Linked DNA regions of Homo sapiens: regions 1, 2 and 3 are each linked to region 4. The links are chromatin contacts, found by Hi-C or POLR2A ChIA-PET in ENCODE. All regions are on one chromosome and are shown on one strand. The core of a region is the stretch at or near the end of the contact, and the rest is flanking DNA. Distances in the headings are between cores, read along the strand shown.

What was found. Hi-C counts contacts between places; a loop is a spot of excess contacts on that map. ChIA-PET counts read pairs that join two places held with the same protein, here RNA polymerase II (POLR2A). Pooled maps may share reads with other maps.
Region 1: a pooled map shows a loop between it and region 4 (5-fold over the local background). The contact joins the enhancer-like site here to the promoter of GRWD1 in region 4. A Hi-C loop is called at or near these places in 5 of 50 pooled maps. POLR2A ChIA-PET finds 5 or more read pairs at or near these places in 2 of 52 experiments (H1 and activated T-cell).
Region 2: a map of mammary epithelial cell shows a loop between it and region 4 (33-fold over the local background). The contact joins the promoter of PLA2G4C here to the promoter of GRWD1 in region 4. A Hi-C loop is called at or near these places in 1 of 168 maps with a recorded cell type or tissue (mammary epithelial cell) and 2 of 50 pooled maps. POLR2A ChIA-PET finds 5 or more read pairs at or near these places in 4 of 52 experiments (Caco-2, activated B cell, activated CD4-positive, alpha-beta T cell and 1 more).
Region 3: a loop to region 4 is called in a pooled map, with 7 times the contacts of the local background. The contact joins the promoter of NUCB1 here to the promoter of GRWD1 in region 4. A Hi-C loop is called at or near these places in 5 of 50 pooled maps. POLR2A ChIA-PET finds 5 or more read pairs at or near these places in 2 of 52 experiments (H1 and HEK293T).

Annotation. Positions count from the first base shown.
Region 1 is chr19:48,791,053-48,798,150 of GRCh38, forward strand. BCAT2 (branched chain amino acid transaminase 2) reads right to left here. Exons shown (of 11, transcript NM_001190.4): 7 at 6,139-6,281; 8 at 5,885-5,970; 9 at 5,526-5,666; 10 at 5,376-5,450; 11 at 4,012-4,412. The coding sequence ends at 4,374. It also overlaps the pseudogene RNU6-317P. Among named protein-coding and RNA genes, the nearest start is that of BCAT2, 16 kb to the right of the region's middle. RefSeq lists enhancers at 2,448-2,948, 4,181-4,250, 4,291-4,470, 5,068-5,703. Within about 2 kb of position 4,444, at least 36 of the 41 ENCODE cell types and tissues checked have a DNase peak (open chromatin) inside an H3K27ac peak, as active enhancers do.
Region 2 is chr19:48,106,760-48,113,625 of GRCh38, forward strand. It overlaps PLA2G4C (phospholipase A2 group IVC), which reads right to left and starts at 4,058. Exons shown (of 17, transcript NM_003706.3): 1 at 3,728-4,058. RefSeq lists an enhancer at 3,874-4,033.
Region 3 is chr19:48,899,055-48,901,793 of GRCh38, forward strand. It overlaps NUCB1 (nucleobindin 1), which reads left to right and starts at 1,258. Exons shown (of 13, transcript NM_006184.6): 1 at 1,258-1,318; 2 at 1,732-1,877. The coding sequence starts at 1,743. RefSeq lists a cis regulatory region at 1-434.
Region 4 is chr19:48,440,963-48,447,750 of GRCh38, forward strand. GRWD1 (glutamate rich WD repeat containing 1) reads left to right here and starts at 5,021. Exons shown (of 7, transcript NM_031485.4): 1 at 5,021-5,230; 2 at 5,423-5,540; 3 at 5,719-5,881. The coding sequence starts at 5,044. It overlaps GRIN2D (glutamate ionotropic receptor NMDA type subunit 2D), which reads left to right. Exons shown (of 14, transcript NM_000836.4): 12 at 807-994; 13 at 1,188-1,420; 14 at 1,638-3,969. The coding sequence ends at 2,975. RefSeq lists enhancers at 2,908-3,599, 4,772-4,851, 5,012-5,101.

The sequences.
Region 1 (7,098 bases), core at 3,194-5,693, 350 kb after region 4:
AGATCATGCCTCTGCACTCCAGCTTGGTGACAGAGCAAGACTCGGTCTTAATAATAATAATAATAATTGATTACATTGTACCTGCTCTAGAAAAGAAAAAAGAAAAAAAAATCATTGATGATAGTCTCTTAGGCTGGGGGTGGTGGCTCGTGCCTGTAACCTCAACACTGGGAGACCAAGGTGGAAGGATCGTTTGAGATCAGCCTAGTGGGACCTTGTCTCTACAAAAAATAAAAAATAATAAAATTAGGCTCAGTGCAGTGGCTCATGACTGTAATCCCAGCACTTTGGGAGGATAAGATGGGCGGATCACTTGAGCGTAGGAGTTTGAGACCAGCCTGGGCATTATATTGAGACCTTGTCTCTACAAAAATAAAAATAAAAAATTAGGCAGGCATAGTGGCACATGCCTGTGATTCCAGCTGCTTGGGAGGCTGAGGTGAGAGAATTGTTTGAGTCTGGGAGGTCGAGGCTGCAGTGATTACTGCAGTACACTGAATGCGTCACTGTACTCCAGCCTATAGATATACATGTGTGTATATATATATGTAGGGGTGACGCTTGTGAATTCTTTTTTAATTTTATTATTTTTATTTTCTTTTTGAGATAGAGTCTTGCTCTGTCACACTGGCTGGAGTGCAGTGGCACGATCTCATCTCATTACAACCTCTGCCTCCTGGGTTCAAGTGGTTCTCCTGCCTCAGCCTTCCAAGTAGCTGGGATTACAGGCATGCGCCATGATGCCTGGCGATTTTCTGTATTTTTATTTCATTTATGTATTTATTTAGAGATGGAGTTTTGCTCTTGTTGCCCAGGCTGGAGTGCAATGGCGTGATCTCGGCTCACTGCAACCTCTGCCTCCCGGATTCAAACAATTCTCCTGTCTTAGACTCCCGAGTAGCTGGGATTACAGGCATGCGCCACCACGCCCGGATAATTTTTGTATTTTTAGTAGAGATGGGGTTTCACCACGTTGGCTAGGCTGGTCTCGATCTCCTGATCTCGGCTTCCCAAAGTGCTGGGATTACAGGCGTGAGCCACCTCACCCAGTCTATTTTTTGTATTTTTAGTAGAGACAGTGTTTCCACATGTTGGCCAAGCTGGTCTGGAACCCCTGACCTCAGGTGACGAGCCTGCCTTGGCCTCCCAAAGTGCTAGGATTACAGGCATGAGCCACCAAGCCCAGCCTTAATTTTATTTTAAGTTCTGGGGTACATGTGCAGGACATGCAGGTTTGTTACATGGGTAAACGTGTGCCATGGTGGTTTGCTGCACCTGTTAACCCATCACCTGGTATTAAGCCCCGCATCCATTAGCTATTTATCCTGATGCTTTCCCTCCCCACCACCCTGCAACAGGCCCCAGTGTATGTTGTTCCCCTCCCCGTGTCCTTGTGTTCTCATTGTTCAGCTCCCACTTATAAATGAGAACATGCGGTGTTTGGTTGGTTTTCTTTTTTTCTTTTTTTTTTTTTTTAGATGGAGTCTCGCTCTGTCACCCAGGCTGGAGTGCAGTGGCACGATCTCGGCTCACTGCAAGCTCCACCTCTCAGGTTCACACCATTCTCCTGCCTCAGCCTCCCGAGTAGCTGGGACTACAGGCGCCCACCACCATGCCCGGTTAATTTTTTTTTTTGTATTTTTAGTAGAGACAGGGTTTCACCATGGTAGCCAGGATGGTCTTGATCTCCTGACCTCGTGATCCACCTGCCTCAGCCTCCCAAAGTGCTGGGAGTACAGGTGTGAGCCACCGCGCCCGGCTTCTTTATTTTTTTGAGAGAGGGTCTCACTCTGTCACCCAGGCTGGAGTGTAGTGGTGTGATCTTGGCTCACTGCAACCTCCATTTCCCAGATTCAAGCAATTCTTGTGCCTCAGCCTCCCGAGTAACTGAGAGTACAGGTGTGTGCCACCATGCCTGGCTCATTTTCATATTTTTAGTAGAAATGGGGTTTCACCATGTTGGCCAGGCTGGTCTCGAACTCCAGACCTCAAGTGATCTGCCCACCTCGGCCTCCGAAAGTGCTGGGATTATAGGCGTGAGCCACTGTGCTCAGACCGGTGTTTGGTTTTCTGTTCCTGTGTTAGTTTGCTGAGGACAAAAAAATATGGAATGCTTTGCGAATTTGTGTGTCATCCTCGCACAGGGGCCATCCTAGTCTTCTCTGTATCATTCCAATTTTAGTATATGTGCTGCCGAAGTGAGCACATGGATTGTTTTATCAAGGGAAGAAAGCTTCCCAGAGGCCTCCAGGCAAGTTTCCCTTAGGATCCCCTTGGCCTCTAACCTTTCCTTGAGGGATCATTGACAATGGGAAATGAGAGGATGTGGTAATGGGTCTGCTGACGCCGTAAAAAACTGGACTTTCAGTGTCAACGCCGATGGCTGCTGGATAGGCCACAGATCATGTTTGCCAGAATAGTCCCACAGGGTGTCCCTCCAGCAAATTGGATCAAGGAGATTAAGCACCACACCTGAGGTCACACAGCCAGCCGATAACCAAGGCAGTCTGTGAATTCGAATCTGCAAGAGGATGTGCCTCGTCCATCCGAATGCCTGGCTTTCTCTACACCTCCACATAACAATTATAATATGAAAAGGTATATGTGGGCCAGGTTGGGTAGCTCATGCCTATCATCCCAGCATGTTGAGAGGCCGAGGCAGGTGGATCACCTGAGGTCAGCAGTTTGAGACCAGCCTGGCCAACATGGCAAAACTCCCATCTTTACTAAAAATACAAAAATTAGCTGGGCATGGTAGTGCACGCCTGTAGTCCCAGCTACTGGGGAGGCTGAGGCAGGACAATCGCTTGAACCCAGGAGGCAGAGGTTGCAGTGAGTCGAGATCATGCCACTGCACTCCAGCCTGAGCGACAGAGCGAGACTCTGTCTCAAGAAAAAAATAAAATAAAGTGTGTGTGTGTGTCTGTGTGTGTGTGTGTGTGTGTGTGTGTGTGTTGGAGTGCAGTGGCATGATCTCTGCTCACTGCAACCTCTGCCTCCTAGGTTCAAGCGATTCTCCTGCCTCAGCCTCTCAAGTAGATGGGATTACAGGCACCCTCCACCACGTCCAGCTGGTTTTTTTGTATTTTTAGTAGAGATGGGGTTTCACCATGTTGGCCAGGCTGCTCTTGAACTCCTGACTTCAGGTGATCCGCCCACCTTGGCCTCCCAAAGTGCTGGGATTACGGGCATGAGCCACAGTGCCTGGCCTTTTTTTCAAGACAGTCTTGCTCTGTCACCCAGGCTGGAGTGTAGTGGCACAATCACAGCTCACTGCAGCCTCAACCTCCCGGGCTCAGGCAATCCTCCCACCTCAGCCTCTGGAGTAGCTGGGACTATACTCACATGCCACCTCACCTGGTTAATTTTCTGTATTTTCTGTACAGATGGGATCTCACTGTGTTGCCCAGCCTGGTCTCAAGCAATCCTCCCGCCTCAGCCTCCCACAGTGCTGGAATTGCAGGTGGGAGTCACCATACCCAGTCTAAACTCTTCCACGTTTAATCCCTCCAGCAGGTGAGAGTATCGTGCCTCACTCCACACCCACTAGGGTCCCGTGACTACAGTCCTGGCTGAGGGCACTGGGCCACGTCTGGGTGTAGAAAAGACCCTTTGGGCCAGGTAGCAGACTGCAGGCTGGAACAAGGGTGCCAGTAGAAGACAGCAGCTGAGCTGAGGCCAGGGCCTAGGGGACAAAGAGGCGGGGGAACGGACAGCAGAGTCGGGGGCAGGAGGAACAGGGATCGGGGCCTCGTGGGCTTTGAGAGAAAAGGATGCAGCACCTAGGGGTCCGGCCTAGAGACTGGGAGACGGGAAAGTAGGGGAGGAGCTGGTTGGTGGGGGGCAGATAGTAAGTTCAGTGCCGGAGACATGAAATGCTCCCCCAGGTTGGAGAAACCATCAGAACACTGGGGGCTCGGATGACTGAGTCCTTCAGAATAAAATGGGCTGAGGAAGCAGGATTCCTGGGTTAAAGCCCCAGAGTCACGTCACTGAAGAAGCCCGACAATGTGTGTTCTTTGGCATTTTATTTCAAAATTGCAGCAAAGACAGAGAAAAAAAAATCAACGGCAGCACCAGGGGTCTGGCCTGAGAACGGAGAGATCCGGAATCGGGGCCAAGGTGTATCCTTGACCGCACGACAAGGAGTAATGGGCGGACCTGAACCCGCGACGAGGGGCTGGGGGCCAAGATGCCTGGGTCGGCCCTTACGGCTTTGGGAGTGTCGCAACCACATGGGGGCGCCAGAGACCCAGACGCCGCCCGCTGGCCTTTTATTTCGTATTGCACTTCAGGTGAGTCATTGGTAGGGAGGCGAGTGCTGGCGTGACGAGATGCTACGGGTCGGTGGATCTGGAGCACAGCCTGCAGCTTCACACCGGGAACATCCACTCGTGGGCTCTGATTCCGTACTGCGGAACAACGGAGGCAGTGCGTGAGGTGGAAGCTGCACTACAACTCCCAGTAGGCCCTGGGGTGTTCCAGGCCGAGTGCCTACGGAGCTGTGCCCCAGCGGCTCACGGGAAATGTAGTCCACTTCCCAGAGGGCCCCAACAATGATGGGAACGGGGAATCAAGGCTAAGGCGGCGCAGAGGCTTCCGGGAGATGTAGTTCTGAAGACAGGAATTATGGCCAGGCCTCTAAGGCTCTTGGAAAAAGTCACTTTCAGCTCAGAAAGCCCAGATAGTCAGAGGATGTGTAGTTCTAGGTCCTGATGCACAAAAGTTTACAGAAATGTAGCTCTAGGTCTGGGAAAGGAGCCCAGAGATTCTTGGGAAAGAGATCTTGGCCCAGAAGATGGGAATACCCCCAGAGATTTATGGGATTAAACAGTCTGGTGCCAGAGAGGGGCCAAGGTCCAGAGGCTCATGGGAGGAAGCTTTCTCCGGCCAAAGGGATAGCCCAGGGCTCCAGGGAATCTTGGGAGGCCAACCTCTGAGATGGCCAGAGGGCTGGCTAAGGTCTCAGTGATTCATGGAAAGGGCCTTTCTCCCACCAGGGCACCCGGGGCAGCAGAGGATCACAGGGAGGGAGTTTCTCCCACCAGGGCACCCAGGGGCCTCAGAGGCCCACGGAGAGGGGGTTTCTCCTACCAGGGCACCCAGGAGCCGCAGAGGATCACAGGAAGGGGTTTCCAAAGCTGAAGACATATCCAGGGCTCCGGGAGCTCCCAGGAAAGGGTGATTTAGCCCCAAGGGGTTTTCCAGGCCACAGAGCAGCACAGAAAGCCCACTCTCCAGGGCCTCAATAAGAAAGGCCATTATCTGTTCCTGGTACTACTGAAGGAGGCTGGCTGTTAGTCCAGGGGCTCATGGGACACCAACTTCTCCAGGGAACAAGCTCCCAGCCCATTCCCCAGCTCCCTGCAGCTCACCTGGATCTCCTTCAGCTCCTTCTGGAAGCGGAGGATCAGCTCAGGCCCATTTTCCATGGTGGGAATGTGGAGGTTCTGGGACAGAAGGTGCGGTGAGGACCAAGCCCCTCCCCTCCTTCCCTCCCACCCACAATGGCAGCCCCGCCTCACCCTGTCTTTGTACAGGATTCGGTGCACTGGGCAGACCTGGCAAGCGGTGCCCGAGCCAAAGACTTCCCGCACGCGGCCCTCCTCCAGGGCCCGCAGCAACTGCTTCATGGTGATCGTGCGCTCCACCACCCGGAACTCACCCTGCAGGGCAGTTGGCAGAGACACGTGTCCCCAGAGGGTTGCCCTGCTGCAGACCTCCACCTCTCCCTCCCTGAGGATAGTGAGAAAGACAGAGGCCCAACGGGAGAGACAGACCCAGGAGAAGGGGCAGAGACATGCCAGTGTGCCCCAGTCCCAGCCCTCTGATGCCCTGGCCCCTGGCACATGGCGCCCATCACCAGAAGATGCCATGTCCTCACCCAGGTCTGAGCCATGTCCAGTAGACTCTGTCTGACCACTCCAGGCAGGATAACACCATTCAGCGGGGGCGTCACCAGCTCCAGCACTAGGGCAGGTGTAAGGGGTGGAAGATGTTACCTCTCACCCCCTAGCACCGCCGTCTTAAGAGCCACCCCCTTCCCCCATCCCAGAATCCCTGGGGCCTGTAACCTGCCAGGAATGATGGTGCCACCCACTTCCACCAGGGTTCGGGCTGGGTCATGGGTGGGCTTACCCCCATCTTCGTGGGTCCAGTAGACAAAGATGTTCATGGTTCCCACCTCGGTGAGCTGGTGGTCGGGCCCATACAGCCAGAGGACCTGTTCACAGCCCCGCTTGAGTGCCTCCTGTTGCACTAACACGGTGGGCCCATAATTCCTGGTGGAGGGCAGTCTGGTTGGGTGGGGCAAGGGAGCCCCATCCTTCCCCAGCCCAGCCCCAGAGGAGGCTCATCCTACTCTCTCCCGTCTCCCTGCTCACAGCTCTCACAGGGCTCCCCAGTTCCCCTGAGATGGAATCCTTGACTTTTCATTTGGCATCAGGACCCTAAATGGTTATGTCCCCTCTCTCCTGTCTCTTCCCACTTTTCTTTCTTTTCTTTTCTTTTTTTTTTAAGACGGAGTCTCGCTCTGTCACCCAGGCTGGAGTGCAGTGGTGCGATCTTGGCTCACTGCAACCTCCGCCTCCCAGGTTCAAGAGATTCTCCTGCCTCAGCCTCTCTTGACCTGGTGATCTGCCCGCCTCAGCCTCCCAAAGTGCTGGGATTACAGGCGTGAGCCACCGCGCCCAGCCCTCACCCATTTCATACTGACCAAATCCTCAGCTGTCATTCAAAACCATTTCTTTTTTTCTTTTTTTCTTTTTTTTTTTTTTGAGACAGAGTCTTGCTCTGTCGCCCAGGCTGAGGCTAGAGTGCAGTGGTGCGATCTCAGCTCACTGCAACCTCCGCCTCTCGGGTCCAAGCGATTCTCGTGCCTCAGCCTCCTGAGTAACTGGAGTAACTGGGGCATGCAGCACCATGTCCGGCTAATTTATATTCACATTTATATTTATATGCCCGCCTCAGCCCCCCAAAGTGCTGGGATTACAAGAGTGAGCCACAGCGCCCGGCCTTACTTTTTATATTTTTAGTAGAGACGGGGTTTCACCATGTTGGCCAGGCTGGTCTCAAACTCCTGACCTCAAGTGATCCGCC
Region 2 (6,866 bases), core at 2,808-5,307, 340 kb before region 4:
AATATTTCAAGCGCGTCTCTCTGAAAATTTGGAGGCTAGGGTTTTTCCTCGCTCTTTCTCTTTCTCTGCCTCTGTCTCTGTCTCTGTCTGTCTCTCTCTCTTTAGATGAAGTTTCCCTCTTGTTGACCAGGCTGGAGTGCATTGGCATGATCTCGGCTCACTGCATCCTCCGCCTCCCGGGTTCAAGCGATTCTCCTGCCTCAGCCTCCTGAGTATCTGGGATTACAGGCATGCACCACCATGCCCGGCTAATTTTTGTATTTTTAGTAGAGATGGGGTTTCTCCATGTTGGCCAGGCTGGGCTTGAACTCCCGACCTCAGGTGATCCACCCGCCTTGGCCTCCCAAAGTGCTGGGATTACAGGCACGAGCCACCGCGTCCGACCTGAGACTAGGGTTTTTTAAGGAAACTTTGGTGGGCAAGGGGCTGAGGGAACAATTGATCGGCTATGGATGAAATCACAGGTGTGTCCAAAACTATCTTTGTATAGCTGAGTCAGTTCCTGGGAGCGGGTCTCAGGACCAGGTGGTAGCTCTTGGTCTGCCAAAATGCTCACTCTGAAAACTATCTCAAAGACAATTTCTTTTTTTTAAAACAAAAACAAAACGAAACATTATTGCCAGGAGCAGTGGCTCATGCCTGTAATCCCAGCACTTTGGGAGGCCGAGGCAGTCAGATCACTTGAGGTCAAGAGTGACCAGAAGACAAGTGTGAGCCCTCTGTCATGCCCGAATAGGGCCACTAGAGGGCCCCTTGGTCTTGGGGTAACGCCAGCGTCTGGGAAGATGCCCATTGCCTAGCGGACCTTGGTCTAGCGGTTGCGTCAGTGCCTAGAGACCAGGAAAGGGAGTCTCCCTTTCCCCGGGGGAGTTAGGGAAGACTCTGCTCCACCGCCTCCTGTGGAGGGCCTGAGTGATGTCAGGCCCGCCCGCAGTTATCCAGAGGCCTGACCATCTCCCTGTGATGCTGTGCTTCAGTGGTCACACTCCTGTTTCACTTTCCTGTTCCACTCTGTATACCTGGCTGCACCCTCTAGATAGCAGTAGCAGAATTAGTGAAAGTATTAAAATATTAAAGTCTTTGATCTTTCTGAAAAGAACATAAAAGAAATAATGACATAAGCTATCCTCTCTCTCTACGCCTTGGCTACCTAACATAGAAGGGCTCCCTGTCCAGTGGACACGTGACTCACATGACCTTATCAATCATTGGAGATGACTCACACTCCTTACTCTGCCCCTTATTATCCAATAAATAACAGCGCAGCCAGGCATTTGGGGCCACTATCGGTCTCTGCGTCTTGGTGGTAGTGGTCCCCCAGGCCCAGCTGTCTTTTCTTCTATCTCTTTGTCTTGTGTTTTTATTTCTACGATCTCTCGTCTCCGCACATGGGGAGAAAGACCCACAGACCCTGCAGGGCTGGTCCCTACAGTGGCGCAATCATAGCTCACTGCAGCCTCCAACTCTTGGGCTCAAGCAATCCTCCTGCCTTGGCCTCCTGGGTTGCTGGGACTACAGGCATGCACCACCACGTCTGGCAAAGTTTTAATTTTTTTGTAGAGATTGAGGTCTCACTATGTTGCCCAGGCTGGTCTCATTCTCCCGGGCTCATGCAATCCTCCTGCCTCAGCCTCCCAAGAAGTGGGGATTACAGGTGTTAGCTACCACACCCCACTAAAAAGCTGAGTTCTGTGTTTCACGACAGTGATATTATTTATAGAAGTAGCTGGGGAAGTTATAAATCATGCGACCCCTGGTTACGTGACTCTGGAGCACATATAGAAAAGGAAGCTAAGGGATGGCAGGTCATTCTTCAACCCACGACTGTTCTTTAGCAAAGTTCCAGCACCTTCATGATTCTAACCTTGTCTTATGAATGTGACTTCAGGCCAGGCACAGTGGCTCATGGCTGTAATCCCAGCACCTTAAGAGGCCGAGGTGGGAGGATCACTTGAGGTCAGGAGTTGGAGACCAGCCTGGCCAACATGGTGAAACCTTATCTCTACTAAAAGTACAAAAGTCACCTGGGCATGATGGCGGGCGCCTGTAATCCCAGCTACTCAGGAGGCTGAGGGAGGAGAATCACTTGAACTCAGGAGGTGGAGGTGCCAGTGAGCAGAGATCATGCCATTGCACTCCAGTCTGGGCAACAAGAGTGAAACTCTGTCTCAAAACTAAATAAATAAATAAAAAGTAAATGAATGTGGCTTCAATCTCTCAACAAGGACTGGGGGTCAGTTTTCTTTGTCTCAAAGTTTAACTATGAATTAAATTCCTCTCATGGTAATTTTGGCCTCTGCACTAGAATAAGAAAAAAAAATCTAGCCTGTGAGGTTAGAAACAAGATGGTCAGTCATGTTAGCTTTCTCTCATTACTTACATTTCTGCGAAGGCAGTTTCAAGACCCCCCTTATGAAATTAATCAGCTTCCCCCCACCACCTCCAAATTCATATGTTGGACTTGTAACCCCCAGAACCTCAGAATGTGACTGTATTTGGACATAGGATTCTTTTTCGTTGTTTGCTTTTTGAGACAGGGTCTTGCTTTGTCACCCAGGCTGGAGTGCAGTGGTGTGATCGTGGCTCACTGCAGCCTCAGCCTCCTGGGCTCAAGCGAGCCTCTCACCTCAGCCTCCCGAGTAGCTGGAAGTGCAGGTACATGCTACCATCTCCAGCTAAATTTTTTATGTTTTGTAGAGATCAGGTCTTGTTATGTCACCCAGGCTGGTCTTGAACTCCTAGGCTCAAGAGAGCTTTCCACCTTGGCTTCCCAAAACGCTGGGATTATAGGCATGAGTCATCGCACTCGGCCAGACATAGGCTCTTAAAGGGGTGACTAAGTTAAAGTGGGGTCCTGAGGGTGGCCTGGAATTTGGTTTGATTGGTTTATTTTATTTTATTTTTTTTTGAGATGGAGTCTCGCTTTGTGCCCTAGGCTGGAGTGCAGTGGCGCAGTCTCGGCTCACTGCAAGCTCCGCCTTCCGGGCTCACGCCATTCTCCTGCCTCAGCCTCCGGAGTAGCTGGGACTACAGGCGCCCGCCACCACGCCCAGCTAATTTTTTGTATTTTTAGTTGAGACGGGGTTTCACTGTGTTAGCCAGGATGATCTCGATCTCCTGACCTCAGGATCCGCCCGCCTCGTCTTCCCAAAGGGCTGGGATTACAGGCGTGAGCCACCGCGCCCAGCCTGATTGGTTTTATAAGGAGAGATTAGGGCCTCTGCAAGAGGCTTCAGGAGAAACCAACCCTGCCAACACCTTGATCTTGGACTTCTAGCTTCCAGAAGTGTTAGAAAATAAATTCCTAGCCGGGCGCGGTGGCTCACGCCTGTAATCCCAGCACTTTGGAAGGCCGAGTGGGGTGGATCACGAGTTCAGGAGTTTGAGACCAGCCTGGCCAACATGGTGAAACCCCATCTCTACTAAAAATACAAAAATTAGCCGGGTGTGGTGGTGTGCGCCTGTAATCCCAGCTACTCGGGAGGTTGAGGCAGGAGAATCGCTTGAACCCCGGAGGCGGAGCTTGCCGTGAGCCGAGATCGCGTCACTGCACTCCAGCCTAGGCGACAGAGCGAGATGCTGTCTCAAAAAAAAATAAATAAATAAATAAAATAAAATAAAATAAAAAAGAAAAAGAAATCCTGTTATTTAATTGCACCCAATCCCTGGTACTTGGTTATGGCCGCCCCAGCGGGATGAAACAGCCCTCCCTGCCCCCACGGCTTGCCTGAGCCTGGGTCTGGGGCGTGTGCGCATGCGCGGTGGAGCTTGTGCTCCGGAATCCGGTGCGGAGGCTTGGGCTCCCTGCGCTTAGCGGTGTAGTCGCTGGACAGCTCCTTCAGCCGGAATCTCCGCGGGTGAAGACTGCGGGGATCCTCGGTGCCAAAGCTTCTGTGGTCCTCCTGCTTTCCTTTTCCCCCTGTGGGAGGAGGTCGCGGGCTGGAGGTGTTTCCTCCTGGTCCTGAGCAGGGCCAACCTGGAGGTAAAATGGCCCCTGCGCCTTTAAACAGCCCTCCTCGGCTTGTAGGCCCTGCTTGGTTGCTCCAGCTTTTTCAGCTGTTCCAGAGCTCACCCGGAGCTATTTTCATCCGTGGGATCACGTGGAGGGCTGGGACTTTCCAGGCTTCCTTAGTGATGTCACCCTTCTGTCATTAGGCACCCGAGACCAGTATTCAAAAAAAGAATGTTGTCGTTATATAACTATATTGGAGATAAGTATTCCTCAAAACAGATTAGCTAATCCTCCTATGCATCTGGCTGTCTAATAACCATCATATATAATATCATACTCAAATACCCAGAAAAAGAAATATTGAGGCCAGGCGTGGTGGCTTACGCCTGTAATCCTAGCACTTTGGGAGGCTGAGGCAGGCGGATCATGTGAAGTCAGGAGTTCGAGACCAGCCTGGCCAACATGGTGAAACACCTTCTCTACTAAAAATACAAAAATTAGCTCGGTATGGTGGCGTGTGCCTGTAATCCCAGCTACTACTCGGGAGGCTGAGGCAGGTGCTTCATCCTGGGAGGTGGAGGTTGCAGTGAGCCAGATCCTTAGGGCCAACTCTGGTTCATTTAATGTCCATTTTTAGAAAACCTGTGAGCTCCATTCACAGTGAAGGTTTGAAGCCCAGAAGTGGCCTCCCAACAGGGTACCACATTTCCCAGCACCTTTGCAGCTAGGTGTGGTCATGTGAGCGAGTTATGTGGTCATGTGACCGAGTTCCAGTCAGTGCAATCGGGCATCTGTGGGGAGCACCGCTTCCAAGAGTGGCTCCTAGAAACCTCCCATACTACCCTCCTGCCTACTCTTCCTGAAGCCCAGCACTAAGCGTCATCCCAACTCGATGGGTTTTGAATTTTTTTTTTTTTTTTTTGAGATGGAGTCTTACTCTTTGTCGCCCAGGCTGGTGTGCAGTGGTGCAATCTCGGCTCACTGCAACCTCCGTCTCCTGGGTTCAAGCGATTCTCCTACCTCAGCCTCCCGAGTAGCTGGGAACATAGGCATCTGCCACCACGCCCGGCTAATTATTTTTGTATTTTTAGTAGAGACAGGGTTTCACCATGTTGGCCAGGCTGGCTCGAACTGCTGAACTCAAGTGATCCACCTGCCTCGGCTTCCCAAAGTGCTGGGATTACAGTTGCGAGCCACCGCACCCAGCTTGAATTCTTATTTTTTAAAAATAGATATGAGGCCATAATCCTAGCACTTTGGGAGGCCAAGGCAGGAGTATCACCAATTTTAGAACAGGATTTCACCAGGGGGAAGATGGTCTCCCCTGCTCCCCCTAACGCCAGGCTCACCTCTTCAGTGCCCGCAACTCCAACCATCGCAGGATCTTTTCACTCCTAGACCTGACCATGCCACTGCCCCGCCTGCGGGATAAGGTTCTACACCTCGCAGGAGCTCATGAGGCTCTCCACAGTATAGTTAGTAGTTATAGATGCAGGGTCAAGGAGCTGACAGCATGGACCAAACCCTGGCCCACCACTTCCTAGATAGTGGACCTAGGGAAGGTAACTTACATCCCTGTGCCCCTCAGTGTCCTCACCTGTTAAATGGGGAGAATAAAAGTACCTACCTGGTGGAGCCATCATGAGGGTCACTGAGGAGTGAGGATGACCCTGACTAGCTTCAGCAGAGGGACATGGCGGCCGTGTGTGGCAGATGTGTTCCTGGGGCCCTGCACTGGTGCAGGGAGGAAGAGCCAAGCCCAAAGGAACCATGGTCTCCACACAAAGCCAGTAATGTGGGGATCCCCTGACATACAACATTTACTTTTTTTTTTTGCCTTAAACATTTTATTTGAAATTGAAACACAAATGCACACTAATTTGCCAGTTCTTTAAGGCAGAGCTGTATCAGGAACTCTTAGCTATGAGAAACAAGTCTTTTTTTTTTTTTTTTTTTTTTTTGAGACGGAGTTTTGCTCTTGTTGCCCAGGCTGGAGTGCAATGGCTCGATCTCGGCTCACTGCAACCTCCTCCTCCCGGGTTCAAGCGATTCTCCTGCCTCAACCTCCTGAGTAGCTGGGAGTAACAGGCATGTGCCACTACGCCCGGCTAATTTTGTATTTTTAGTGGAGACGGGGTTTCTCCATGTTGGTCAGGCTGGTCTTGAACTCCCGACCTCAGGTGATCTGCCCGCCTCGGCCTCCCGAAGTGCTGGGATGACAGGCATGAGCCACTGTGCCCGGCTGAAAGCCATGTTTTAGAGTGGCATAATCGCCCTGGGGCTTATTCTTCCCCTACTCCCATGAACAAAAGCCCACAGTTAGGCAGCTGCTGCCCTAGGTTCGCCGGTTTAGGGTCGTCAGGAGAGTTTGTTACTCTTTTTCCTCATCATTACAAGGTGGTGACTTGGCTCCAGCCATCATCTCTAGTCAAGGCAGGAGGAGGGGAGGAGCTGCCACAACCAGGGCTGTCCTTTTTGGTCAGGAAAGATGTTTCTCCAGAAGTCCCCAGCAGCCCCTGTGCTTATGTCCCCTGGGTCTGCCCACACAGGGCTACAGGGCCACTGCTAGCCCCAAGGAGACTCGGAAGGCAATGTTGTCTTCTTGGGCTACAACAAATAGAAACAGAATGCCCAAGAGATTGTGTGCACAAGAGACCATGATGGAGACACAGGAAGAGAGACAGGGAGGCTGAGTCACAGTGACAGACAGCAAAGTAAGCCTGGCACAGACTTGCACGGCAGAGAGCAAAGCCTCGCAGATAGAGAAGGAAGGGGAGAGAGGGCGGGTGGGAGACAAGGGCAGAGGAACCTGATGAGAGAGAAGGGAAGGAGGGAGGGCAGATGTGAGAGGCAGAAACAGAGTGTGAGGGGCAGGGGACAGCTGGGAGCCCTGTGTCCCCCCTGCGGGAGTATC
Region 3 (2,739 bases), core at 8-2,507, 450 kb after region 4:
TGAACCCGGGAGGCGGAGCTCGCAGTGAGCTGAGATCGCGCCACTGCACTCCAGCCTGTGTGACAGAGGTAGACACCGTCTCAAAAAAAAAAAAAAAAAGAGAGAGAGAGAGCGGGAGACCAGAGACCTCGCGGCCTCACTGTACACATCTCGCTTACAAGAAACTTAAAAGAGGCGGGGCGCAGTGGCTCACGCCTGTAATCCCAGCACTTTGGGAGGCGGAGACGGGGAGGCAAGATTGCTTGAGTCCAGGAGATCCAGATCCAGACCAGCAACACAGAGATTTTTTTTTTTTTTTGAGACGTAGTCTCACTCTGTCGCCCAGGCTGGAGTGCAGTGGCGCGATCTCGGCTCACTGCAACCTCCGCCTCCCGGGTTTAAGAGATTGTCCTGCCTCAGCTTCCTGAGTAGCTGGGATTACAGGCATGCGCAACCACGCCTGGCTAATTTGTATTTTTAGTGGAGGCGAGGTTTCTCCATGTTGGCCAGGCTGGTCTCAAACCCTTGACCTCAGGTGATCTGCCTGCCTCAGCCTCCCAAAGTGCTGGGATTACAGGAGTGAACCCCCAAGCCCGGCTTGACATCCGTCTCTTTAAAAAACAACAACAACAAAGTGTGAGAAGTGTGAAAGACAGAACGTTAAAAAAAAAAAAAGGCTAAAAAAGAATTAAAGATTTAAATATTTGTATTAAAAATTTAAAAAATATACATTAGCCAGGCATGGTAGTGTGGCCTGTGGTCCCATCTACTTGGGAGGCTGACGCGGGAGGATTGCTTGGGCCTGGGAGGTAGAGGCTGCAGTGAGAAGTGATTGCGCCACTGCACTCCAACCTGGGTGACAGAGCAAACCCTGTCTCGAATAATAAGAAGAAGAAGAAAGAAACTCATAAGAAAGGCTATGCAATTGCTACCGCGCTATAACTTCCAGGCACTTCGTGGGGCGAAAATAAATGGGAAAACTACAGCTCCCATGAGGCGAAGGGGCCACGATGCCCGCGGAAGTTATTTTTCCCCCGGCCGGCAGGGAGTTGTAGTTATCTTTGAAAGCCTTCTCTCTCTTTTGGCATAGGCGGGAAATGTGGCGTCAAGAGGCTGGGATTCCGAGAAAGAAGCGAGGCTTTCACGAAAATGCGAGCGGCTTCGGCAAGGGGCGGGGCCGCTGGACGTGGATGAAAGCTACAGAGCCAGCGTGGACCAATCAGACCTCTTTGGGGCGGGGCCTCTGTGGATAAGTGGGCGTGGTCTAGGGGGGAAGTCACCAAGAACGCACCGGAGGTCCTTGCCCGCCCTGGAAAACGCCCTCTGCGGTGAAGGAGAGGTGAGAGGCCAGGGTTCCCATACTCTTGGGTCCTAGGGAGGATGGGGGCCAGAGGGCTGGAAAACTGGGTCCCGGAGGAGGATGCACTGGGTGCCAGTACTTTAGGTCCTGGGAAAAGAGGAGGCTGGGACCCTGGACTCTTGGGTCTGGGGGAGGAGGCGGCCGAGATCCCGGATTCCTGAGTGTGAGAGAGGAGCGTGTTGGGAGCCAGGACCCCTGGGTCTGAGGGCCCAGACTCCTGTGTCGGAGGAAGGGAAGGCCGGAGGCCTGGAATCCTGGGGCCTGGGTAACAAAATGCTTGTGTCTTGATTCTTGGAAGTGGGGGCGGCGCTGGGGGCCCGAACTCCTGGTTCCAGGGGAGGAAGAGGCTTGGGACAGACATTATGCATTATCCAGCCCTCCATCCCCCACAGACCACACTGCCATGCCTCCCTCTGGGCCCCGAGGAACCCTCCTTCTGTTGCCGCTGCTGCTGCTGCTCCTGCTTCGCGCCGTGCTGGCTGTCCCCCTGGAGCGAGGGGCGCCCAACAAGGAGGAGACCCCTGCGACTGAGAGTCCCGTGAGTGGCCCTGCCCTGCTATCCAGCCAGGTGTTTGCAGTGGTACTACAGCTCCTGCAGACCCCGGTGCCCGTAGGGCGGATGCTCCAGTGACTTCCTGGCCCTACAGTTGTAGCTTGTTTTTTGCCCACCATTCCTCCCAGCAGCAGGGGTTTGACTTGGTGAAAAACTGGAGGTCCCTGACTCTGAGGTGTGGAAAATCTGCATCACGCCCCAACTAAACGTCTGTTTTTTTAAGATTCTCTCCACCCAAGAAGGAATTTGAAAACAAACAAACAAAACTACATTTCCCAGTAGCACCATGTTGCTAGTTCCCAGTAGCAGTTGATGTTGGCTAGCTGGGGTATTCTGACTTCATGGTGCTCTTGGGAGTTGTAGTTTAAATTACAGAAGGGCGGGTGAACTGCTTGTTTATTAATTCCTACATGTGTTTATCAAACCCAATAAAAGCTTTGGTCTTAAGGGATTTGGAACTTTGGAGATCCTGAAGGTCAGTGAGTGTCTTGTGGTCCGAATCTTCCTATAGCTCCCCATAAGGATAGGCTGGTCAGGCCAGGCGCAGTGGCTCATGCCTGTAATCCTAGCACTTTGGGAGGCCGAGACAGGCGGATCACTTGAGGTCAGGAGTTCAAGACCAGCCTGGCCAACATGGCAAAACCCCATCTCTACCAAAAATGCAGAAATTAGCTGGGCGTGGTGGCTCACGCCTATAATCCCAGCTACTCTGGGAGGCTGAGGCACGAATTCTCGTGCTGGAACCAAGAGAGGTGGAGGTTGCAGTGAGCCAAGGTCACGCCATTGCACTCCAGCCTGGGCAACAGAGCTGAGACTCTGTTTTCTGAGACTGTCTCAAAAAACAAAG
Region 4 (6,788 bases), core at 3,771-6,270:
ACAGCCATGAGCTACCATGGCCAGTCTCAATCCTCTTTTTTAAAATGCAAGAGTAAATGGACTCTTTGGAGGGCTATGGTGAGGAGTAAAGGAATAACTATTTCATTAACAGTCACAGCTGGCCAGGTGCGGTTGCTCACGCCTGTAATCTCAGCACTTTGGGAGGCTGAGACAGGTGGACCACAAGGACAGGGGTTCGAGATCAGCCTGGCCAACATGGTGGAACCCCGTCTCTACTAAAAATGCAAAAATTAGCTGGGCGTGGTAGTGGGCACCTATAATCCCAGCTACTTGGGAGGCTGAGGCAGGAGAATCGCTTGAACCCAGGAGTCGGATCTTGCAGTGAGCCGAGACTGTGCCACTGCACTCCAGCCTGGGTGACAGAGTGAGACTCTGTCTCAAAAAAAAAAAAAAAAAAAAAAAGAAAGAAAAAGTCACAGTTAACACTTCTCCAGCACCTCCTTTGCATGAGGTACTATCTAAGCTTTCCCTATAGTCCCTGCTACTGGGGAGGCTGAGATAGGAGGATCGCTTGAGCCCAGGATTTCTGGTCCAGCCTGGACAACATAGCAAGACCCTGTCTCTTAAACAACATACTTTTGCAACAACTCTGAAGGGAGATACTGCTGCCATGCCCATTTTACTGATGTTGAAACTGAGGCACTGAGAAGTGCAATGATTTGCTCAAGAGCTCAGGGCCAGTTAGGATTTGGAGCAGTTGGAGGTTACAGGTGAGGAGGTTCCAGGCCTGGCGGCCAGGGCATCTAGGTGGGACTGACCCTACCCTCCATTCCCCCTCCCCCCAGGAAGCTGGACGCCTTCATCTACGATGCTGCAGTGCTCAATTACATGGCCCGCAAGGACGAGGGCTGCAAGCTTGTCACCATCGGCTCCGGCAAGGTCTTCGCCACGACAGGCTATGGCATCGCCCTGCACAAGGGCTCCCGCTGGAAGCGGCCCATCGACCTGGCGTTGCTGCAGTTCCTGGGGGATGGTGCGGCTGCACACAGGGATTTCCACAGCGGAGAGGGGGAGGGCGAGGCCCCTGGGTTCCGGGGAAGAAAGGGACAAAGACCCGGACACCAGGGTCTGAGGGAGGAAGGGGCTAAGGGCCTACATTCCCACATCACAGACAAGGGTCCTCAGAGGGTACTCATAGCAGGTGACTTTTGACCGCCCCTCCCTAGATGAGATCGAGATGCTGGAGCGGCTGTGGCTCTCTGGGATCTGCCACAATGACAAAATCGAGGTGATGAGCAGCAAGCTGGACATCGACAACATGGCGGGCGTCTTCTACATGCTCCTGGTGGCCATGGGCCTGTCCCTGCTGGTCTTCGCCTGGGAGCACCTGGTGTACTGGCGCCTGCGGCACTGCCTGGGGCCCACCCACCGCATGGACTTCCTGCTGGCCTTCTCCAGGGTATGGGGCAGAGAGGGAGGCAGAGAGGGGGAGATGGCAGGGGCGGGGACAAAGGTAAAGCCGAGCAGAGACAAGGAGATGTGGGTCGAGATGTGGATAGTGGGGAAGAGAGCGGGAAACACAGGCGGGTAAATGGAGAGGAGAGAGGGACTGAGGGGAGGCGGGCAGGCGTCCTGGGCATCTCGCGCTGACCCCCGTCCTGTCCCCGGACCCGCAGGGCATGTACAGCTGCTGCAGCGCTGAGGCCGCCCCACCGCCCGCCAAGCCCCCGCCGCCGCCACAGCCCCTGCCCAGCCCCGCGTACCCCGCGCCGCGGCCGGCTCCCGGGCCCGCACCTTTCGTGCCCCGCGAGCGCGCCTCAGTGGACCGCTGGCGCCGGACCAAGGGCGCGGGGCCGCCGGGGGGCGCGGGCCTGGCCGACGGCTTCCACCGCTACTACGGCCCCATCGAGCCGCAGGGCCTAGGCCTCGGCCTGGGCGAAGCGCGCGCGGCACCGCGGGGCGCAGCCGGGCGCCCGCTGTCCCCGCCGGCCGCTCAGCCCCCGCAGAAGCCGCCGCCCTCCTATTTCGCCATCGTACGCGACAAGGAGCCAGCCGAGCCCCCCGCCGGCGCCTTCCCCGGCTTCCCGTCGCCGCCCGCGCCCCCCGCCGCCGCGGCCACCGCCGTCGGGCCGCCACTCTGCCGCTTGGCCTTCGAGGACGAGAGCCCGCCGGCGCCCGCGCGGTGGCCGCGCTCGGACCCCGAGAGCCAACCCCTGCTGGGGCCAGGCGCGGGCGGCGCGGGGGGCACGGGGGGCGCAGGCGGAGGAGCCCCGGCCGCTCCGCCCCCGTGCCGCGCCGCGCCGCCCCCGTGCCCTTACCTCGATCTCGAGCCGTCGCCGTCGGACTCGGAGGACTCGGAGAGCCTGGGCGGCGCGTCGCTGGGCGGCCTGGAGCCCTGGTGGTTCGCCGACTTCCCTTACCCGTATGCCGAGCGCCTCGGGCCGCCGCCCGGCCGCTACTGGTCGGTCGACAAGCTCGGGGGCTGGCGCGCCGGGAGCTGGGACTACCTGCCCCCGCGCAGCGGTCCGGCCGCCTGGCACTGTCGGCACTGCGCCAGCCTGGAGCTGCTGCCGCCGCCGCGCCATCTCAGCTGCTCGCACGATGGCCTGGACGGCGGCTGGTGGGCGCCACCGCCTCCACCCTGGGCCGCCGGGCCCCTGCCCCGACGCCGGGCCCGCTGCGGGTGCCCGCGGTCGCACCCGCACCGCCCGCGGGCCTCGCACCGCACGCCCGCCGCCGCCGCGCCCCACCACCACAGGCACCGGCGCGCCGCTGGGGGCTGGGACCTCCCGCCGCCCGCGCCCACCTCGCGCTCGCTCGAGGACCTCAGCTCGTGCCCTCGCGCCGCCCCTGCGCGCAGGCTTACCGGGCCCTCCCGCCACGCTCGCAGGTGTCCGCACGCCGCGCACTGGGGGCCGCCGCTGCCCACAGCTTCCCACCGGAGACACCGGGGCGGGGACCTGGGCACCCGCAGGGGCTCGGCGCACTTCTCTAGCCTCGAGTCCGAGGTATGACGCGGCCCCGGGGGCCCCACCGCCCCCTTGGTCAGCGCAGGCCACGGCCCGAGGGGGCGCCCGCAGTGGACAGGACCCGCGTGGGTTGGGAAGGAAAGCAGTGGAACTGGCCGGACCCCGCCTGGAGCAGCGTCCTGCGCCCCCTGGTTCTGGAGGAACCGCAAGCCGGAGAGGATTTGGTCCCTCAACTATCACCCAGCCTGAGAACGAGGGGGCGGGGGCCTTGGAGCCCACCGGACTTTTTTTTAAACCCGACAAGGGCTTTTTAACGTCACCAGATGGGGCGGGAGGTGGGGGGTTCACGCCACTCCCGCGTCCCACCTCCACGCCCGGGGCCGTGGCCCCCACATCACTGTGCAGCTCCCCGGCCCCAGCCGCGCCTCCGGGGAAGCCCGTTTTTAACCTTTCATCCATTGGGACTCAAAACTGTGAGACGCGTTCGCCAAACTGTGACCCCAGACCTTGGCCCCGCCACACAGAAACCCCTGACCCAGACTGTGACATCCGACTCCTAAAATGGTCATCCGACTCCAGACTGTGACCCCTGACCCCAAACTGTGACCCGAACCCCAGACTGTGCCCCGACCAGACTGTGACCCTTGACATCAAACCGTGACACCCCCTCCTCCTCTTCCACCCTCGGTCGCTTTTCCCTACTCTGACCTAGGACACGTCCCCAACGGAAGCCCCGCCTTCCCTTGCACCGCGATGAACCCAACCTCCCTGAAGCCAAAACTTCCCACCCTGCCGCACCTCCGGACCACCCCACTTGCCACCAAGCACATCCTCTCCAAATCCAACCCTTATTTGCGACCCTTCAGTGATGACCCAGCAGACCTCCAAAAAGCCTCCTCTGCCCAGATCTCCAGCCGGGTCTGGGGCTGGGTTGCGGAGGGGAGGGTCTGGGAGTCCACACTTCTCCACCAACTTCCCTTCCCACTCTCTTATTCCACATTGCAGTGTTTGGAATAAACCATGTTTTTATGCCTCCTCAGTCCAAGCCTAAGCTCCGTATCTGTTAGCCCCCCTCAAATTCTCTGGAGGAAACAGAAACACAAAAGTCCCACAGGGGAAGAGGAGACAGAATTAGAGAGAGAACAGAGACTCTGAAAGGAGGTGCCTGGGGAGACAAAGACCAAGAAAGAGGAGGTGGGAAGAGACCCTGAAAAGAAAGTCGAGAGGGTACTGGGGCAGATAAGAGACCCCAAGAGAGTGGTGAGATAGATCCCGGAGACAAAACATATTAAGATCAAAGGTATGGTTTTATTTCCTATGGCTATAGGTACCAAGGCTTGCTACATTCTCAATATCCTGTTCATGCAAGCTAGGAGAGTGTCTGACATATCCCAGCCAATCCGCATTATCTTGAATGCTGTTAATCTCACCAATGAGAATCTATTTCTAACATTTCATTATGTCAATTAGCCAAACCGCTGGTGCTGATGGGCGATAAAGAGAGACGAAGCACTTGTAATAGCTGCCTCCAGAGGGTGGACTTTCTGATTAAGTGCTCGCTGACCAGAGCTGAAATGTGAATGTCTGGTTAGGCAATTGACTGCCCCTAGAGGGTAGATTGAACCGCCTAACTTACAGATAATATCCATCCTGTCTACAAGAAAGCATTTTTGAAACAAATGAAAGCCATCACAACAGAGAGAGGAAAAGAAACCGGCCTTATGGGTCCTCGGGGAGTAGAAACTCAGTCTCCTTGCCAGTGAAAGAGCAAATTTGCATATATGAATAATTAATTAACTGGAAAGAACGCTCTCGGAATCAAACTGGACAATGGGGAAAACAAGCCTCCCGTAGAACTACAACTCCCAGAAGGCCTTGCCACTACCGCGAGGAACAGCGCCCAAAGTCACGCGAAGATGCAGTTTCTCCGTATCCGCAGGCTTCTTTCGCTGGCGCCATTACCTGAGTTCTCCTCCAGCGTTTCCGCACCCTCTCCGATTAGCGGTCCCAGGAGTTTCCAAGGTAACCGCGCAGTAGGGCGGATCTCATTAGGCGGAAAGCGAAACCCGGAAGTGACGCTCTTACCGGGTGTCAGCAGCGAGAGGGTTCGAAGATGGCGGCGCGCAAGGGTCGGCGGCGCACGTGTGAAACCGGGGAACCCATGGAAGCCGAGTCCGGCGACACAAGTTCCGAGGGCCCGGCCCAGGTCTACCTGCCCGGCCGGGGGCCGCCGCTACGCGAAGGGGAGGAGCTGGTCATGGACGAGGAGGCCTATGTGCTCTACCACCGAGCGCAGACTGGTAGGGCTGAGTCCGGACTCCAGGGTCCTGAGGTGGCTGATCCCGAGCCTTTAACCTGAGAGGTGCTCGGGAAGAGAAGGCTGGGGTCTAAGAGAAGTGATTTCATACCGGAGGCGGTTGATCCATGAGGGAGGTGGGGACTGAGCTCTTACTGTCCCGTCTTAACTCGTAAACCCCGCCTTCCATCCCCAGGCGCCCCCTGTCTCAGCTTTGACATAGTCCGGGATCACCTGGGAGACAACCGGACAGAGCTTCCTCTTACACTTTACTTGTGTGCTGGGACCCAGGCTGAGAGCGCCCAGAGCAACAGGTAAGACCCGAGGCTTTTCCAGGACCAGGAGGCTCAGTTTCCAGCCCCTTCCTCAGCACCCAGGAGTTAGGGCTTCCAGTTTCTGCCTCTCGCAGATCCAGGAGTCTGGGTTTCCAGCCTCTCTCCTTCCTAAGAATCCTGGAATCTAGTGCCTAACTCACCCCACAATTTCTCCCAGACTGATGATGCTTCGGATGCACAATCTGCATGGGACAAAGCCCCCACCCTCAGAGGGCAGTGATGAAGAAGAAGAGGAGGAAGATGAAGAGGATGAAGAAGAGCGGAAACCTCAGCTGGAGCTGGCCATGGTGCCCCACTATGGTGGCATCAACCGAGTTCGGGTAAGTATGGTCCCAGGAGCCTGCTCTGCATACTCTGAAACACATCTGACCCATCCCCTGTGTCCATAACTCCCAACACCTCCTCATGTTCTTTTTTTTTTTTTTTTTTTTGAGACGTAGTCTCGCTCTGTCACCCAGGCTGGAGTGCAGTGGCGCAGCCTCGGCTCACTGCAACCTCTGCCTCCCAAAGTGCTGGGATTACAAGCGTGAGCCACCGTGCCTGGCCCATTTTTTTTTTTTTTTTTTTTGAGATGGAGTCTCGCTCTGTTGTCCAGGCTGGAGTGCAGTGGTGCGATCTTGGCTCACTGCAACCTCCCCTTCCCAGGTTCAAGGGATTCTCCTGCCTCAGCCTCCCAAGTAGCTGGGGCTATAGGCGCCTGCCACCAGGCCCTTCTAATTTTTTGTTTTTTGGTTTTTTTTTGAGATGAAGTCTTGCTCTGTCGCTTAGACTGGAGGGCAATGGCATGATCTCAGCTCACTGCAACCTCTGCCTCCCAGGTTCAAGCGATTCTCCTGCCTCAGCCAAGTAGCTGAGATTACAGGTGCGCGCCACCACGCCCGGCTAATTTTTGTATTCTTAGTAGGGACGGGGTTTCACAATGTTGATCAGGCTGGTGGTGAACTCCTGACCTCGTGATCCGCCTGCCTCGGCTTCCCAAAGTGCTGAGATTACAGGCGTGAGCCACCGCATCTGGCCAATTTTTTGTATTTTTAGTAGAGACAAGGTTTCGCCTTGTTGGCTAGGCTGGTCTCAAACTCCTGACCTCGAGTGATTGATCCGCACGCCTCGGGCACCCAAAGTCATGGGATTACAAGCGTGAGCCACCACACCCGGCCTCCTTCAGTTTTTAGAAAAGTACTTGTCACATAGTTTTATACAATTTAGCTATTATGATCAGTGTCATTA